Regions from separate parts of the Homo sapiens genome. Here region 1 is linked to region 2. Evidence: read pairs that join two places in POLR2A ChIA-PET (ENCODE). Cell type or tissue: Panc1. All regions are shown on one strand. Links, peaks and the distances in the headings refer to the core of each region. The heading gives the core; the rest is flanking DNA.

Region 1 (9,102 bases), core at 4,085-6,584, 290 kb before region 2:
TGGGGAAGGAGCTGCTGGTGCCTGGGGTTGAGTGCTCATCTGGCTTCAGATGTCTTCTAGAGCTGGCCACCAGGCTGGCCGAGAGGGGAGGCTAATTAATTAATGAATCCGGAAGCTCATGTACTTATTCTCTTCAATTGAAATAAGTCACTCTACTGTTTTTACCAGAGGCTGTTTTGTCCAGAGACAAAATCGGGAGCTCCCAGCCTTCTTCTGCCAATATCTCTGTTCATAATCCATGTTAGGATTCCCAGGGGTTTTCAAAAAAGTTGAAAGCATCCACAGACTAAAAGATGGTCTCTCACATCTGTCCCCTGAAGATGGGATGAAAGAGGGCAGTGGGGGCTGTGGGGGAGTGAGGTGGGGAGGAAGACCTGAGGTCAGCACTTCCAGCTGCCGCCGTGGTGTCTTGGCCAGAGCAGCAGAGGGATGGAGATGGGGTGGGGTAAAATGGTGATGGTGGAGGCAAAGAGTCCTCCTTCCTCTGGTCAGTAACACCCTAGGGGTACGCCCATGGGTCACCTAATCCAGAGCATTGTGCTGTGGTTCATTATAGACCCTCCCCTCACTCCCCACCACCTGGTCCTTTAGAGCTGAGCACAAAAGCCCAGAGCTCTCATCGAGCAGCCAGAGGGGAGGGGCAAGCTCAGAGCTTCTGCGTGGCCCCCACTGTGGGACACCCCACAGTGTGATGTGAAGTGGGGGTAATCATACCGCCTGTCACTTACAGGTATTAGGAGGACTCCCTTAATCAGTGTTATGAAGGGCTTGGAACAGTGCCTGGCGCATTGTGTTTAGTAGTCTAATGCTGTCTCTCTGCAGGTGGGGATGCGCAGACACAATCAGACCCTGTCTGTGGTGGAAAGGCCAGTTGGAGGTGGTATCAGGTGTTCCAACTCCTAGTTTAGTGTCTTCTGAGTGAGCTGCAGACTAGAGCTTCTATACTCCACATCTGGCTTCTATAATACAACTGGTAAATAGGAAAAAATGTAGCAAAATTGTAGGGAAAAACAAAGCAGCCCCTAGAGCCTGCACTCTTATGTTTGTTCTCTCCTCCTGTTGCCACCAAGTCCTGTAACTTATTTCTTATAGGACCTCCCACAGTGCACTGCACACAATTTGACTGATGTTGAATTTATCTTCCTGAAAAAAGGTGCAGACTCGGCATCAATAAATCCCTGGGGTAATATACAGTAAGACCCACAGTCTTTGTAAGAGGGGTGTGGTTACAATAAGTTCTTAAAACCTGGAGTCAGAGGTGCCAGCATAAACACGGTAACATTTAGACCATATAATTGGCCTAAAGATCAGTTTACACAACATCGTTTTTTGCTTGCAAGAGGATAATAGAAAGGCCAGATGTTCTCACCGTCATGTAGGCCAGCAAATCTGCACCAGTGTTTGGTTAAAAGGTTGCTAGGACGATTGGAACTCTCGCTTCATAACACTGGTCTTTGTGACCCAGTTTTATTTTCCACAGTATTGGTTTTGGGTGGTTTGATTCCGATCCAAGATTTGGCTTTGACCTCAGTTTACCTCAGCATCCTCATTTACAGGAATGAATGCCAATTATTTTCACACATTAGCAAAAATTTCTCAGATTAAATTCTAAGAAGAAAATGCAACAATATCTCCAGCTAAATGAAGGCTTAGGATGCCAGCTGGCCTTCCTCCTAGGCTTGAAAGTGCCATTTTGATTTGGGTGTATCTAATGGTGGTGGGAGGACTATTTGAAACGTCCAGGTACATTAGTGTCTTTACTTATCATCAAAACTCTGTCAGTTATGTATCAGTATTTTCATTGTACAGAAAAAAAACTAAAGTCTCACACCTATTTAAATAACTTGCTCGAGACTACACAGCCAGTAAGTGGCAGAGTGGGATTAAAACCCAGCTCTGTTTGCCTCAGGAACTCATCCTCTTTATACTGTATTCCTGAATATAGACTAAAAGTGCAAATGATTTCTTGAAAGACTTGTAGATAGCATCACACAGTGTAGCACTTGACCACAATCCAGCAGCTCTTGACATAGTCAAACGATTGTTCCCGAACCTAAGTCTGGTCAATTCACTCTCCAGCTCAAAATTCTTCAGTGATTCCCCATCACCTTTAAAATAAAAGCCAAACACCTCCACTGGCATACACAGCCCTTTGGGATCTGGTGCGTGCTTATGGCTTTCAATTGATGTCTTACTCTTTTCTTGCAAGATGTCCAGCTTGGTCCACCCTATGCCCTCCACAAATATTTGTTCAATGAGGAATATAATTTGCCATGTGGAACCCTACTCTAAATGTTTCCCATTAGAAACATTGCTCCTTAACTGGTTGGTGAGCACCTCTGAGGCACCCTCAAGGGCTTCTCCTGTGGAGCCTAGTGTTGCTCTAAAGAGCCCAACATTCAAGTTGGCACTCAACAAGTACTGCTCACACACCGGAGCTCCGAGGTGCAGCAAGATGTCTTAGAAAGCTCTGATTTTTCCCTGCAGGTTTAAGCTCTCCAAAGGTCAAGGATCCAGGAACACAGCTATGAGTTTAGGGCTTCTCAGTCACCTCCCCATGGTCTCCTTGGACATCTCCTAGGTTCTTGGAGAAAGGATAGCAAGAATCCTATGTACTTCCCTTGGCTTCCACACTTGAAAGGTTAATGTTACCTCTAAAAATACTTTTTGGGTTACCTTCGATTGCTTTATTAAAGGAAATTGTTCTCAACAAAAAGCTTTGCCTAAATTGGAGGTGACATATTCTGAAATGGTTATGATGAAATGGTCAGGATGAAAGATCTTGTTGATCAGGTTCTGGATTTCCTTGGGTTTGAACTCCAGGCATTGATGGTCTGAGGCATTTAGAGACAGGACACTGGTGCTGGGGGCTGTGGTCTGCCTTGTGGGTTGCAGTCAGGAGGCAGAGTTCTACCTCTAGTTCTGCCACTAACATACTCACTGTGAAACCTGGGGCAAGTCACTTTCTCTCTATGGGCTTCGGTTTCTTCATCTGTCCAATTAAGTTGTACCGGCTAGATGACGTTCAAGGGCCTTTCAGCCCTAATATTCTATAATTCCATCAACATTTTTTTTTTGAGATGGAGTCTCACTCTGTGAGAGTGATCTCGGCTCACTACAACCTCTGCCTCCTGGGTTCAAGCGATTCTTCTGCCTCAGCCTCCCAAGTAGCTGGAATTACAGGCGTGTGCCACCACACCTGGCTAATTTTTTTTGTATTTTTAGTAGAGACGGGGTTTCGCTATGTTGGCCAGGCTGGTCTTGAACACCTGACCTCAGGTGATCCGCCAGCCTTGGCCTCCCAAAGTGCTGGGATTATAGGTGTGAGCCACCGCACCTGGCCTCCATCAAAATTTGAATTCCTTTGAAACCTTTTCCTTGGATAATTTAATCTGAATTCTTTTGGGGCAGCCAGTTTGCACATTTCTTTATACTAATTAGTTTGGCTAATGCTTTGTATTGCATATTTTTCTGGTTGGTCATTAGATTTTTAAAAATATTAATAAATTGAAACTTCAAAATTGGAGGTCTGCCTTCTGCTTTTCTATTATTGTGGTAAGAGTTTGAGCTTGCCTGCAACTTCTGAATTTGGGTTTGTGGGATGACAGGGAGATGTGAGAAGAGGTGTGGGCCGATTGTGTGCAAAAGACTTGCCAGTGGTGAGCTCATGTGTGCTGTGTTATGAGACATCTGTTTGGGCATCAGGCACGCTCCGTGGAGAGGGAGCTGGACTTTGGAGATGGTTAAAAATATGCTATGGCTTCCACAGATTAAACCAAATAGTTTCCTATGAACAGAGGTCATCTAAGGAAAATGGATTCCACAGGAAGAACACTAAAATAATTAGATCGTAAAAGTATAACATACATGCCAAGTTTCCTCTGACAAATACCTTTTCTCTCTGGCCTAGTTCTCCCATTGATTACCTTGTTTGGAGGGCTGTAGGTATTTCTCAAGTTACTAATGAATTAGGTTTCCCAAGTCAGTTGTTTGGAATTATGAGCATAGTTTCTAACTTAAATCATTCTTGTAAACTCAGGCTAGACCACAAAACCTCATCGACATATTGAAGGCAATTGACATAATCCTGCCGAAGGTGGTGCTCTACTGATGAATTAAACACATCAACAATGAATGGATGGCTGGATTGGATGACTTAATAGTTAGCCTTCTACACTATGATTCTCTTCATTTGTTAATTTATTTATGCATTTATCCTTTTGACAAATGGGTTTTAAGTGCCGGCTATGTCCTCAAAGGTGCTGCAGACAGTATTGAGCAAATGTTGAGGTCCCTGTCCTCATGAAGAATATAGTCTAGAGGTGAAGACAGACAGTAGTTAAATGGACCCCAGCAACCACATTTGTGATCTGTGACCCTGAGCTTGGCCACAGTTGATTGGACCAGTTGATTGGACAACTATGCTGAGCTAGACCAATCAGATTCTCTCTCCTGCGAATTTGGAATGACCACTGAGTGACAGGTAGTTAGTTAGTCAGGACTGATCATTTGAATAGAGGGAATGTAAAGTGGGAAGCTGGGGATGAGGGAGCAGCCATCTTCTGCCACAGTCAGGGAGAAGCAGAGAAAGCTCTGATTCTGTTTCATAAAGATCCTTCATACTCATTCATTCTGCCCTGCCCTCATTGTTGCTCATCTTCTAACACTTGGCCACCAAGTAAACCAGTCTTCCTGCTTTCAGCCTTTCCCTTTCACTTTGATATTTTGGCTTTCCATGTAAAATTCATACACGTGTGCACACACACACATATATATAAATAAAAATGTGCATATACATACATATATATGCATGTCTACATATGTATAGATAGAGGTATGTATAAAATGTATGTATACCTGTATATATAAAAATGTGTAGATACACAGATGCATTCAAAGTTATCTTTCTGGCCAGGTGAGGTGGCTCATGCCTGTAATCTCAGCACTTTAGGAGGCCAACGCAGGTGGATCACTTTAGCCCAGGAGTTAGAGACCAGCCTGGCAACACAGTGAGACCCCGTATCTACAAAAAATAAAAAAAATTAGCCTGATGTGTGTGCCTTTAGCCCTAGCTACTTGGGAGGCTGAGGCAGAAGGATGCCCAAGAGTTTGAGGCTGCAATGGGCTATCATGGCACTGCTGCAGTGCATTCCAGCCTGGGCAACAGAGTGAGACCCTGTCTTGCTCCTTCCCCTTCCCCAAAGCTGGAGCCACGGGCAAAGAGAAGGGTGTGTTGTGAGTGGTGATGCTCTGATCCTTCTCGGCTCCCTTTTCTCCACTTAAAACTTGCCCTGCCTATAAATCTCATAATAGCCTGCCTTTTATGTGCTGTTCATGGAAAGGGATCCAAGGTCAACTCTTTTAATTGATTCATTTTGCTGACACACATACTGGCACGTTCTCCATAATAATGTCTTTGGATGCCAGAACTGAGGGTAAGATGAAAGCACACAGGAAATATTTGGTAACACGAGGAAACTAGAAAAATGAAGGAAAGGGTAGAAATAAAAATGGCATCTCTTTAGTGGGACATGTGTAAATACAAGGTCTGTCAAGAATTAATGTTGAGATATGACTTATTTAATGATAAAATCCCCTTTTTCCATCTGATTACACAGTTCTTTGTTGAAAATTTGAAAAATACACAAAAAAAGGAAGGGAGAAGGGAATGTTAAATTATAGCATTCAGAATTAATATTTTGTGCTTATCTTTACAGAACACAGACACACACCCAGTGGTGGATTTATTTACAAAAATGGGATCATCCTGTATGAAAGTTTTAAAGTAGTTTACTGTGACCATTTCTCCCCTGTCATTTTCAATGGTTGCATAATCTTCTATCACATGGAAGCACCAAATGCAGTTAAGAATTTCTTTGTTGTTGGGTATTAAGAGTGTATCTAATTTGTCTCTATTATAAACAGTGCTGTGATAAAACTATTTATCCATAAATATTTTCATACATCTGTCAATTGTTTTAGAACAAATTGTTTGAGGTAGAATTTCTGGGTCAAAGTTTATGCACATTTTAACAGTTTTTGATAATATATTGTCAAACTGTCTTCTAGAAAAAGTGATATTCATTCATAGTTCCAATACTATTTTATGAGAATTTCTATTTCCCTACACTTTCAATTACAGAGTTTTAGAATTAAAAATTTTTGCCAATTTGACTATCTGAAGGAATTGTATTATTGTTTCCCTGTTCACTGTCTTATTATTTGTGAGATGAAAGTTTTTAAAATGTGTGTGTATATATGTAAAGATATATGTGTGTATACATATACATATATACACTCACACATACACACATATATATACACAAACTCACATATATATACACACACACACTACATATGATTTGTCTGCTCATATACTTTGCCCACTTTTACTGAGGTTTTGATCTTTTTTTATTGATCTTTTTTACTGATTTGTAAGAGCTCTTTATAGAGTAATGATGAAACTGGTTGATAGGGTTAGGTTTTGTGTCCCCACCCAAATCTCATCTTGAATTGTAATCCCCACGTGTCGAGAAAGAGAAGTGATTGGGTTATGGGTGCAGTTTTCCCCATGCTGTTCTCATGATAGTGAATATGTTTCATGAGAGCTGATGGTTTTATAAAGGGCAGTTCCCCTGTGCTCGCTCACATGCTTTCTCACCTGTCGCCATGTAAGATATATTTGCTTCCCCTTCTGCCATGATTGTAAATTTCCTGAGGCCTCCCCAGCCATACAGAACTGTGAGTCAATTAAACCTCTTTTCTTTATAAATTATCTGGTCTTGGGTAGTTCTTTATAGCAGTATGAGAGCAGACTAATACACTGGTTATGTAAGCTATTTTTTTTTTTTTTTTGGTTTGTGATTTTTAAAATTTTACTGATGGTATTTTTTGATGTACAGAAGTTAAATAAGTTTATGTGGGTAGCCAATTATATCAATCCATAGAGTCTATTCTTTTTTTTTTTTTTTTTTTTTTGAGACGGGGTTTCACTCTGTGACCCAGGTTGGAGTGCAGTGGTGTGATCTCAGCTCACTGCAACCTCTGCCTCCTGGGTTCAAGTGATCCTCCCACCTCAGCCTCCCAAGTAGCTGGGACTACAGGAATGCACCACCACACCTGGCTAATTGTTTTGTATATTTGGTAGAGACAGGGTTTCACCATGTTGCCCAGGCTGGTCTCAAACTCCTGAGCTCAGATGGTCTACCAGCCTTGGTCTCCCAAAGTGCTGGGATTTACAGGCGTGAACCACTGCCCCTGGCCCATAGAGTCTATTTTTTCATATCCCTTAGAAAGGCCTTCATCAGGGCTGGGCACGGTGGCTCATGCCTGTAATCCTAGCACTTTGGGAGGCCAAGATGGGCAGATTACCTGAAGTCGGGAGTTTGAGACCAGCCTGACCAACATGGAGAAACCCTGTCTCTACTAAAAATACAAAATTAGCTGGGCGTGGTGGCACATGCCTGTAATCCCAACTACTTAGGAGGCTGAGGCAGGAGAATCGCTTGAACCCAGGAGGTGGAGGTTGCGGTGAGCCAAGATTGTGCCATTGCACTCCAGCCTGGGCAACAAGAGTGAAACTCCGTCTCAAAAAAAAAAAAAAAAAAAAAAAGCTTTCATCATTCTTTTTTTTTTTTTTTAGTTATGTTATAGTTTCACTTTTCTATGTTTATAGAATGTTTATAGAATGTGGACTAAAGAGCCAAACTACTAGGATTCAAGAGATCTGGTTCTGCAACTTACTGTGTTATCTTGGACAAATTAATTAACTTCTGTTTTCTTTTCTGTAAAATGGGTTAAATAATTGATCCTAGCTCATGAGATTATTGTAAGGATTAATGAAAATAATAAATTTTTTAAATTTTTGAGACGGAGTTTTGCTCTTGTTGCCCAGGCTGGAGTGCAATGGTGCAATCTCAGCTCACTGTAATCTCTGTCTCCCAGGTTCAAGCGATTCTCCTGCTTCAGCCTCCCAAGTAGCTGGGATTACAGGAGTGCACCACCTGGCCAATTTTGTATTTTTAGTAGAGATGGGTTTTCACCACGTTGGTCAGGCTGGTCTCGAACTCCTGACCTCAGGAGTCCTTGGCCTCCCAAAGTGCTGGGATTACAGGCATAAGTCACTGTGCCCAGACTATAAATAACTTTGAATGGTGCCTGACATATAAAATTACCCAGTAAATGTTAACTATTATCATCTGGAATATATTTTGCTATGAGGTGTGAGGTGCAAGTTCAAATTTATTTCATCTTTTTCTAAATCAGCCAATTGTGCTAACTTAGAAATACCATTTGTTAAATAATCTACCACCTTCCAACTAATTTAATGCCAGCCTTATATGGCAGATTCTCACTTGTTCTTTCATTTGTGTTTTCAGATCTCTGTTCCACTTCTCTGATGTGTCTCTCTATATCTGTAGCAGCAGTTTCCACTGTTATAGTTCCACAACATATTGTAATATTGATCTTATAAGTCTATCTTTATTATTTTTCAAAATTATCTGCACTATTCTCATCTGATTGTTCTTCCAAACAATAACTTAGAATAATGTAATTCATAAATTAAGTTGGAGAAAATGGCCTTTTATATTTTTATGTTTTCTCATCCATCAATAGCACATTCCAAATTTGTGATTTTCGAATGTAAGTTCCAGCCTTCTTTTAAACATTTATTCCTAGATTTATTTTATTGTTGCTATTGTAAAGTTTCTTTTCTCTATTTTAGCATCCTACTCTTAGTATATTTATTTTGTATTTAAATATTTTACTGAATTCTCTTACAGTATTTCTGTTGATATAATTTAATATTTTCCATTTCTAATATTTACTTATTATTACATTTTCTTGTTTTATTGCATTGATTAGAAGTGATGTCAGGTGTCCTTATCTTATTCTTGTCTTTAGTGGGAATACCTTCAGTATTTCATAATAGTTTAGATATCCTTACTTCTGTTAAAAATATACTTTAATTCCAGTTTAAGTGTTTAAAAAAATTTAAGCAAATATCAAACACCTTTTTGATATAAAGTAAGATAACCCTATTGATAGATATTTTTATTAATGTTAAGGAAATAATTTCCTATTCACAGTTGATAGTTTCAA
Region 2 (9,102 bases), core at 2,851-5,350:
CTGTCAGGTCTTTATCACCCATGATTCATTTTAAATCTGTATTACCCTCTCAGTCTTAAGGGATTAAAGTTTTTTAAAATTAATTAATTAATTAATTATTTTTTTAGAGGACACAATTTGACCACTGTTATCCAAAGCTAGTGTGAATCATACCAGAGTATTTCCATAGTGAAATGAATCCTTCACTGCTCATCTGCCCCGGGTTTCTCCTACTATCTACATGGTTATAATGCTAGAAAGAGTTGGGAATTAGGTGGCAATTGTAGCACCCTGTGTCTGGCAAATAGAATGAACTCAACAAATGCCTGTTAAATGAGCCAATGTGTGAGCCAATCAATGTGTGCGTGGAAAGGGAGTGCTGACCATCTGTGGCCACTCAGTGTCTCTAGGTGTACATTTTCTGAGATATCTGTGCCTTTCCTGTCCAGTGTTTCCTCCTGTCCCACACTCAATGACTACCCTATAAAGAATGGATGTGGTGGGTCTGTTTTTCAGGTGGCATTTCTGGTGGTGCTGACCATCTTTGGGATACAATCTCATGGATACGAGGTGAGTTGGTTCCTTATGGACTTTATCTCTTAGAGATGTTGGGAGAGGAAAGGGAAGGTACAAGAGAGCCTGAAGACAGTAGAGAGGCCATATGCCTTATTTGGGATGGAATCTCAGAAATAACCAATAATGGAAATAATGAGCTTGGCTATTCCTCTCCAACCACAATACCTTTGCAAATGTAAGCCATTGCTTTAAAATGTGGTCAGTCTCATTTCTCTTGTGATATCACTGCTTCTCCCATATATAATATAGTAAACTCTAAGGAAAAGCTTTGCCTTCTTATGGCATCATAAGTTTTTGGATTGGGACCCCAGTGGACAGTTTTAGTTTTTAATCCCTTGTTCATAGCAGGCAGCTGCTTTATTTTGTTGGAAGAGTTGCCTTTCAAATATATAAGATTTATGGAAAAACATTTTGTCTTTCTTTTCAATCTAGGTTTTTAACATCATCAGCCCAAGCAACAATGGTGGCAATGTTCAGGAGACAGTGACAATTGATAATGAAAAAAATACCGCCATCATTAACATCCATGCAGGATCATGCTCTTCTACCACAATTTTTGACTATAAACATGTAAGCAGCAAATGAATTTTCATATTCATCAGGACTAGTTTGCTAAAGAGCAGAGGGATCTATATATATATGGGGCATATATACTTGAATTCTTAGACTTAACCTTGCAATTCTTTAAGAATTCCTCACTTTCACTTTTCTCTTTAAATAATCAAGCAATTGGTTAAAAAAACAAAACCATTTTGAAGAAAAACATATGACAGGAAACATATGCATTTGCTTGACCTTTTCAGGTAGAAATTGGAAGAGTAATGCTATTATCCCACTACAGGCTCAGAAAGTGCAAAGAAGAGTAACCAAAGTCCAAAGCAAAGCCCGGCATGCAGACACTCAAACTCATTTGTTGAGTGAACAAATGAATGAATAGGGCTTCTAACACAGAACATCATGCAGAAAAAGAACAATTGGTCAGGCACAGTGGCTCATGCCTGTAATCCCAGCACTTTGGGAGTCTGAGGCGGGAGGATCTCTTGAGCCCAGGAGTTGGAGACTGGCCTGGGCAACATGGCAGAATCCCATCTCTACCAAAAATACAAAAATTAGCTGGGTGTGGTGGTGCGGGCCTGTGGTCCCACCTACTTGGGAGGCTGAGGTGGGAGGATTGCTGGAGCCCAGGAAGTCAAGGCTGCAGTGAGCTGAGACTGCACCACTGCACTCCAGCCTGGGTGACAAAACGAGATCCTGTCTCAAAAAAATAAATAAATAAATAATTAAAAAATATAAAATAATAAAAAGAACAATCACAAAGCAATCACAACATAGCAGAAATCCAGAGCAACTATACACATTTAATTATGTACATAGGGTAGGCAAAAAATCATACTTTTTCTGTAAGAAAGAAAATCTGCTAACTAAAAGCACTAAACTATTTTCAAGTGTTAGATACTGGCATTAACAATAAGTCACAGAAACCTGCTCAGAAAACATATCCTTCATCAGTTATTTATTCATTTGTTTTCCATTTCTTCCACCAACGAATTATGAACCTGCTTCTACCTAGGTTCCAAGCTATGCACTATGGATATAAGTAGGTTCCTGCTCATCTCACTAGACTTTTGAACATGATTTTCTGTCCCTTTTCTTCTAGAAATGTCTTCACGTTCCTCTTTCCCATTGGTGTTGGCAGTTCAATCACACATTTGAAAGTATAGAGTCATTAGAAAATGTGGTTTAAAAGGAAGTGGCACTGAAATTGTTTTTAAGCAACTGTCATGGAAATCCCAAAACTGTCTTTAAAAAAAAATGGAGAAGTGAGGATTTGCTTTAAGCTTCTTCCATTATCACCAGGCTCAGCCTCTGTCTATTTTTTGAATTTTAGGAACTGACAATTTGTGAGAATTGAAAAATAAGAACCAGAAAGATTTCTATTAGATACAGCTTTCTAGGGTATATCATTATTTGGAACTCTGTAGAGACAATTTTCACTCCAGGTGAAGACTCAGTGGCCTTAGGTCCCATCTGGCCCCAGGGTCTTCACCCTCCATTGCTCTTTCAATCCCACCTTATTGCAACCCATCCCTCTCCAGCCAGCTTGGGTTTGAGATGGAGAAGGGATGGGGAAAACTGGAGAGGAAGAAAAGATGGCAAATGAGGGGAGGATAGATGAGACGTGTGTGAGCGTGCATGAGTGTGGGTATGGGTATGCTTATGAGAGCTCCTAAAGCAGCACTGTCTAACAGAACTTTCTGCAGCGGTGGAAGTGTTCTAGATTTGAATTTCCAATAGGGAAGCCCCCAGCCGCCTGTGGTTATTGAGTACTCAAAATTTGTAACAGAAGTGCATTTTAAATTTTACCTAATTTGAATTTAAATTTAGATAGTGGCATATAGCTAATAACTATCATATTGGACAGCACAGTTTTTTTTTTTTGTTTTTTTTTTTTGACGGAGTCTCGCTCTGTCACCCAGGCTGGAGTCCAGTGGTGTGATCTTGGCTCACTGCAAGCTCCACCTCCCGGGTTCATGCCATTCTCCTGCCTCAGCCTCCCGAGTAGCTGGGACTACAGGTGCCCGCCACCACGCCCGGCTAAATTTTTTGTATTTTTAGTAGAGACGGGGTTTCACCATGTTAGCCAGGATGGTCTCGATCTCCTGACCTTGTGATCTGCCCTTCTCGGCCTCCCAAAGTGCTGGGATTACAGGTGTGAGCCACTGCACCTGGCCAGGACAGCACAGTTCTAAAAAATATTCTATTTACCCCAAACTGGGGAGGAAGCAGAATAAAATTAATGGAAAGAAGCCAGATGCAGTAGCTTACACCTCTAATCTCAGCACTTTGGGAGCTCAAGGTGGGTGGATCACTTGAGATCAGGAGTTTGAGACCAGCCTGGCTAATATGGTGAAACTCCATCTCTACTAAACATAAAAAATTAGCTGTTCATGGTGGTGCACACCTGTAGTCCCAGCTACTCTGGAAGCTGAGGCAAGAGAGTTGCTTGAACCAGGGAGGTGGAGGCTTCAGTGAGCTGAGGTTGCACCACTGCACTCCAGCCTGGGCAACAGAGTGAGAGTCTGTCTCAAAAAAATAATAATAATGGTAATAATAATAATAAAATAATGGAAAGAGACAGAGTAGTGCTTCTTCTCAATCTTTCAAACCTCAAACTGCAGACCCTGGTTCCATGACATGAAAAGCAGAATATAGTCATGGGTTTGCACAATTTCAAAGGGGTAGAAATGACAAGTGAAAAAATGAAAATGTTATGTAAAATAAGTCAAGTGGATAAAGTTGATTGCAGATTGGAGAGCAATCCCACCATATATTCACTGTGCATGTTCAAGTCTTTCTTCCGAGGTTCAGGCATCATCTTCACCAAGTTCAGATTCAGGGAACTAGGGAGGAACAGTAACTGTACTCTTGCTGCCTCAGGGCTACATTGCATCCAGGGTGCTCTCCCGAAGAGCCTGCTTTATCCTGAAGATGGACCATCAGAACATCCCTCCTCTGAACAATCTCCAATGGTACATCTATGAGAAACAGGTAATTCTGGGGCACTCTTGAGTATTCTCTGTTCTTAAGCCAGGCAATACTGGTATTTATGGAGAAATGAAGAGTGTGAGGGAGAAGATCATACTATCATGCCTTACCATAAATGTGATACTCAACTTATTAAAGTTATTAAAGTGTTTTTACTTTTATTTTATTATTTTTTAAGAGCAGGAGCAAATCTTAGCTTGATTTCCACCATATAGTCCTAAATACAAGAATTTATAATAAATTCCAGTGACATTATAGCAAGGACTGATCAGCTTCTCTTCTCAGAGCAGGGCTATGAGAAATGGTGACTGGAACAATAATAAGAGAAGTTCTAATATTCAATGACCCAAAGATGCAAAGAAATAATACAGTTGAGTGAACATATACAAACAGTGCACTGCGGCTAGAGACCCAAGGTTTAAGTCTCCCTCCACAACTTCTTATAGGTGCTACCTTTGACATGGGACTTACTTTCTTTGGGCTTCATTGCCACCAGAGGTAAAATAACACTGGTAATTACTAATGAGGCTACTTCACAGATAGAGTGTTCAAAAAGAGATGATGTCTTGAGATCCCTAAGTTCTTTCTATTTAATAATCTGAAAGAGAAAAATTGTCACAATTTAGAATAAGGTACACCAATTTTTGTCAATTTATTTTATGTTGTTCTTTTCTGTTATACCGATCTAGGCTCTGGACAACATGTTCTCCAGCAAATACACCTGGGTCAAGTACAACCCTCTGGAGTCTCTGATCAAAGACGTGGATTGGTTCCTGCTTGGGTCACCCATTGAGAAACTCTGCAAACATATCCCTTTGTATAAGGGGGAAGTGGTTGAAAACACACGTGAGTACCAATAAGTCATTCACTCACCAAATATTTTCTGAAAGCTACTATGTGCCAGGTGCTCTGTTGGGTGCCAAGTGAAATGCAAATAAATGGGAACAGTACTCAGTTCAGTTTGCTTTGGGAATTAATTACATGCCATGTGTGTAAATTGTGCTAAATTTTAGGAATACAGAAATGAATTAAACGTCTCCAGGGAACACATAGTCTAGTGAAGAAGCTGACAAGTGAAAAGAGAGGATGGAGTAAAGGATTTCTGGATGCCAATGAAAAACTACTCGATTCTTGTATACTTTCATATGTAAGAATTTCAAGTAGCAAAAAGTCATCTGGGCCCTTAGAATAGCATATTTTGAAGATAATAAGAAGGAAGTCACTAAGAAATGCTCTCAGGATCTAGAATAGAATTGGTATAGGAAAGAGGAGGCCAAGCGGACTTACAGACAGGGAGTAAAAACCCTGATTCATCTGGGTAACATATGCCACTGCAGATATTACTGTCATTTTTATACAAAGTTTCTAAATGTGGCAGAGCAACCAGAGTGAAAGAGGTCGGGCCAACTGATGATGAACACAACAAAGGAAATTTCTCAGAGTACTGGAAGGTAGATAAAGAAGAGTTTATGTTTATTATATATCTACTGCCCAGAAAAAAATTTTAAGTACTCATTCATAAAGTAAATAAAGGCACATAGGTATGCCATTGACACAGAATGGCATAATATCACTGGGATTGAGCCAACCAGCACTTCCAAAAGTTGTCAGTTTTATTTAAGCTAATGTATTATTATTCTAATAATTCCAATAATATATTTTTTAATGCTCTTTCTCTGAAAAATTTTCCCTTTTCCAGATAATGTCGGTGCTGGAGGCTGTGCAAAGGCTGGGCTCCTGGGCATCTTGGGAATTTCAATCTGTGCAGACATTCATGTTTAGGATGATTAGCCCTCTTGTTTTATCTTTTCAAAGAAATACATCCTTGGTTTACACTCAAAAGTCAAATTAAATTCTTTCCCAATGCCCCAACTAATTTTGAGATTCAGTCAGAAAATATAAATGCTGTATTTATAGATTTTTTGGTGTTTGTTGTTTTTTGTAAGCAGCAAAGGGAATCCAAGCAATGTCTTTGTCACTATATAGAAGAAAAAAAATTGCCAGAATTTTAAATAAGGTGCATAATGTGTGAAAATTCCCAGATAATACCACTGGGTCACATGTGGACTAGTCAGCTGGGGTCGAATTTCCATTTCTTCGTCTGCCCTCTGGACCAGCTTCCCATCTAACCATCCAAATATATGGGAGCAACCTGGGTAGAGAAGAGGCTCACACGGTGGTGGCCTTGACCTGGCCAGGGGAGGGACATAGCGTATGCTTATCAAACAAGTTGAATGCTCAGGTGAAGGCTTTTAGGGCCATTCATATGAGTTAAAATGTCCTTTAACTCACCAAAGCAGTAGACTCAACCTGAATAAACTTTATAATAATATGTGTTGCCCTGGAGTGAGAAGGGAGAAAGGGAGAGAGGAAGGAGCACCTAACGTCCAGGAAAAGATGCACCATACTGAAGATCATAACAGGAGTGAAAGACTAGAAATGCCAAGTCAATACATAGCAGAAAAGCAACTTCCAATATTTCAAATAAATTGCACATTGTGTACAAATCTCAGATCGTGAAGCTGGGTCACACGTGAACGTTCGGCTGAATGCAAATTCAGAGCAAAGAGGAATTACTTTAATAACAATTTATTCTCTTGCCGTAGACCTCTGGGATCCTAGCTGCAGAGGACCCCCGGCCTCCGCGTTTGAGCTGACATGAGACTCTCACTAGAGATTAGATGGAGAAAGGGCTCCAGCAGGCACGGAGCTGGAAGCTTTGTCTGTGAGACAGCTCCGCGGGAGCACTCATCCCCCAGGGCTCTCTGTCTCCCTCTGAGAGGCTCTGGCCCCATATAACCACCAGAATGGGAGAAGAAGTGCTTCCCCGTGGGATTAGGGCACATCTGTCCCGCAGGCCCACCTGCCTGCCAGTCCCTCCCAGGATTCCTGCCTGGCCACCCCACAGGAGTGTGTACACAGTGCAGCCTCAGCTGCTCAGCATGGGTGCTTTGCTCCACTTGAGTGCATTCCGGCAGCGTGGGAGCTGTTTGAATCCCCCAGTGCACACAGATCCCAACCCCAAGGGTCCAGGGGAGGGAGCTGTGAGCAGATCCGGACGTCCCAGGGCTGTGGCTCCGGAGTGCGGAACTGGGCCCAGTGCTTCAGCAGAAGAGGAGCCCATACTCTCAGAAAACTCTCAGAGAGGGGTGAGTCGCACAGGTTCCTGGGCTGGTGTGGAACCTAGGCGTGCCTCCCTCCACAGAGCTGGTCCAGTAAGTGTGGGGCCTGTCTCCCTGCTGGACCTCTGCCTGAAGGAGCCCAACGACCTGGAACACCTAACAACAACAGAAAGTCACGGCCACAGTGCCAGTGATCAGGGGTCCCTCCCCTCAAGACCGAGGAGGAGACCTGGTGAGGGGTCACCCCTCTCCCCCTTGCACCACAGAGCACGGCTTCAAAGGCCCGGATACACAAAGGAGCCGGGTGGCAGAATATTAGTCTAGCTATCTCCCATTGCTCTCACGCGCCATCTACTGGATTTCATCCCAAACTACAACACGAAAAACTGCTAATTTTCCTGCCTGCCAGGCCGAGGACTGGAATTCAACAGACTGTTTAGAGCCTTTGCCCTCTGAAAACTTCCAGAAATGAAGCCAACTGACTATATTCAGTTTACACCAGAGTTAAAGGAACGCCAACCCTCCCAGATGAGAAAGAATCAGTGCAAGAACTGTAGCAATTTAAAAAACCAGAGCGTCCCCTTACCTCCAAATGAGCCCACTAGCTCCACAGCAATTGTTCTTAACCAATCTGAAATGATGAGCATGGAATTCAGAATCTGAATGGCAATGAAGCTTATAGATATCCAGGAGAAAGTTGAAATGCAATCCAAGGAAACCAAGCAATCCAGTGAAATGGTTTAAGAGCTGAAAGATAAAATAGCAATTTTACAAAAGACCCAAACTGAGCTTATTGAGTTCAAAAAAGAATTTCATAATACAATCAGAAGTATTAATAGCAGAATAGGCCAAGCTGAGGAAAGAATCTCAGAGCTTGACCCCTGGTTCTTTGAATCAACTTAGACAAAAATAAAGAAAAAAGAGTTTTAAGAAATGAACACAATCTCCCAGAAATATGAGATTATGTAAAGAGACAAAATCTATGACTCATTGCCATCCCTGAGAGAGAAGGAGAGAGAATAAGCAACTTGGAAAATATATTTGGGGACATAGCCCACAAAAATTTCCCTAATCTCTCTAGAGAGGTTGACATGTAAATTCAAGAAATACAGAAGACCTTGGCCAGATAATATACAAGATGACCATCCCCAAGGCACATAGTCATCAGATTCACCATGGTCAATGCAAAAGAAAAAAATCTTAAAGACAGCTAGGGAGAAGGGTCAAGTCACATGCAGAAGGACTCTCATTAGGCTGGCAGTGGACCTCTCAGCAGAAACCTGACAAGCCAGAAGAGATGGAGGGAGAGGGGTCTATTTTTGTCATCCTTAAAGAAAAAAAATTCCAACCAAGAGTCTCATACACTGCCAAACTAAGCTTCCTAAGTGAAGGAGAAATAAAAACCTTCTCAGACAAGCAAATGCTGAAGGAATTCAACTAGACCAGCCTAACAAGAGGTCCTAAGGGAGTGCTGAATATGGACTCAAAAGAATAACACCTGCTACCACAAACACTCACTTAAGCACACAGCCCAACGACACTATAGGCAATTACACAGTAAGTCTACATAACAACACAATGACAGGATCAACATCTCACACATCAATACTAACCCCGAGTGTAAAGGGGCTAAATGCCCCACTTAAAAGACATAGAGTGTCAAGCTTGATAAAAAGACAAGATCCAATCATCCACTATTTTCAAGAGCTCTATGTTATGTGTAATGACACCCACAGACTCAAAGACTTGGAGAAAGATTTATCATGCAAAATCAGAAAACAAAAAAGAGCAGGAGTCACTAGTTTTATATCAGACAAAACAGACTTTAAACCCTTAATAATTAAGAAAGACAAAGAAGGGTATTTCCTGGACCACAGAA

What was found. Peaks named below come from ENCODE experiments on the same cell type or tissue, not always from the same donor. Only the 100,000 strongest peaks of a DNase experiment are listed, where the experiment ranks them.
Region 1: POLR2A ChIA-PET joins it to region 2 with 5 read pairs; 2 of 35 experiments call an interaction of 5 or more read pairs at or near these places.

Annotation. Positions count from the first base shown.
Region 1 is chr2:69,233,528-69,242,629 of GRCh38, reverse strand. The region is part of intron 17 of ANTXR1 (ANTXR cell adhesion molecule 1); the gene reads right to left. Among named protein-coding and RNA genes, the nearest start is that of MIR3126, 130 kb to the right of the region's middle. In Panc1, for the core only: a CTCF peak has its summit at 4,202; no DNase peak of the experiment used is centred there; H3K27ac peaks cover 1,028 bases.
Region 2 is chr2:68,942,149-68,951,250 of GRCh38, reverse strand. GKN2 (gastrokine 2) reads left to right here. Exons shown (of 6, transcript NM_182536.3): 2 at 496-549; 3 at 988-1,125; 4 at 3,994-4,104; 5 at 4,791-4,947; 6 at 5,801-6,019. The coding sequence ends at 5,883. Among named protein-coding and RNA genes, the nearest start is that of GKN2, 6.2 kb to the left of the region's middle. RefSeq lists an enhancer at 7,325-7,514. In Panc1, for the core only: no CTCF peak of the experiment used is centred there; no DNase peak of the experiment used is centred there.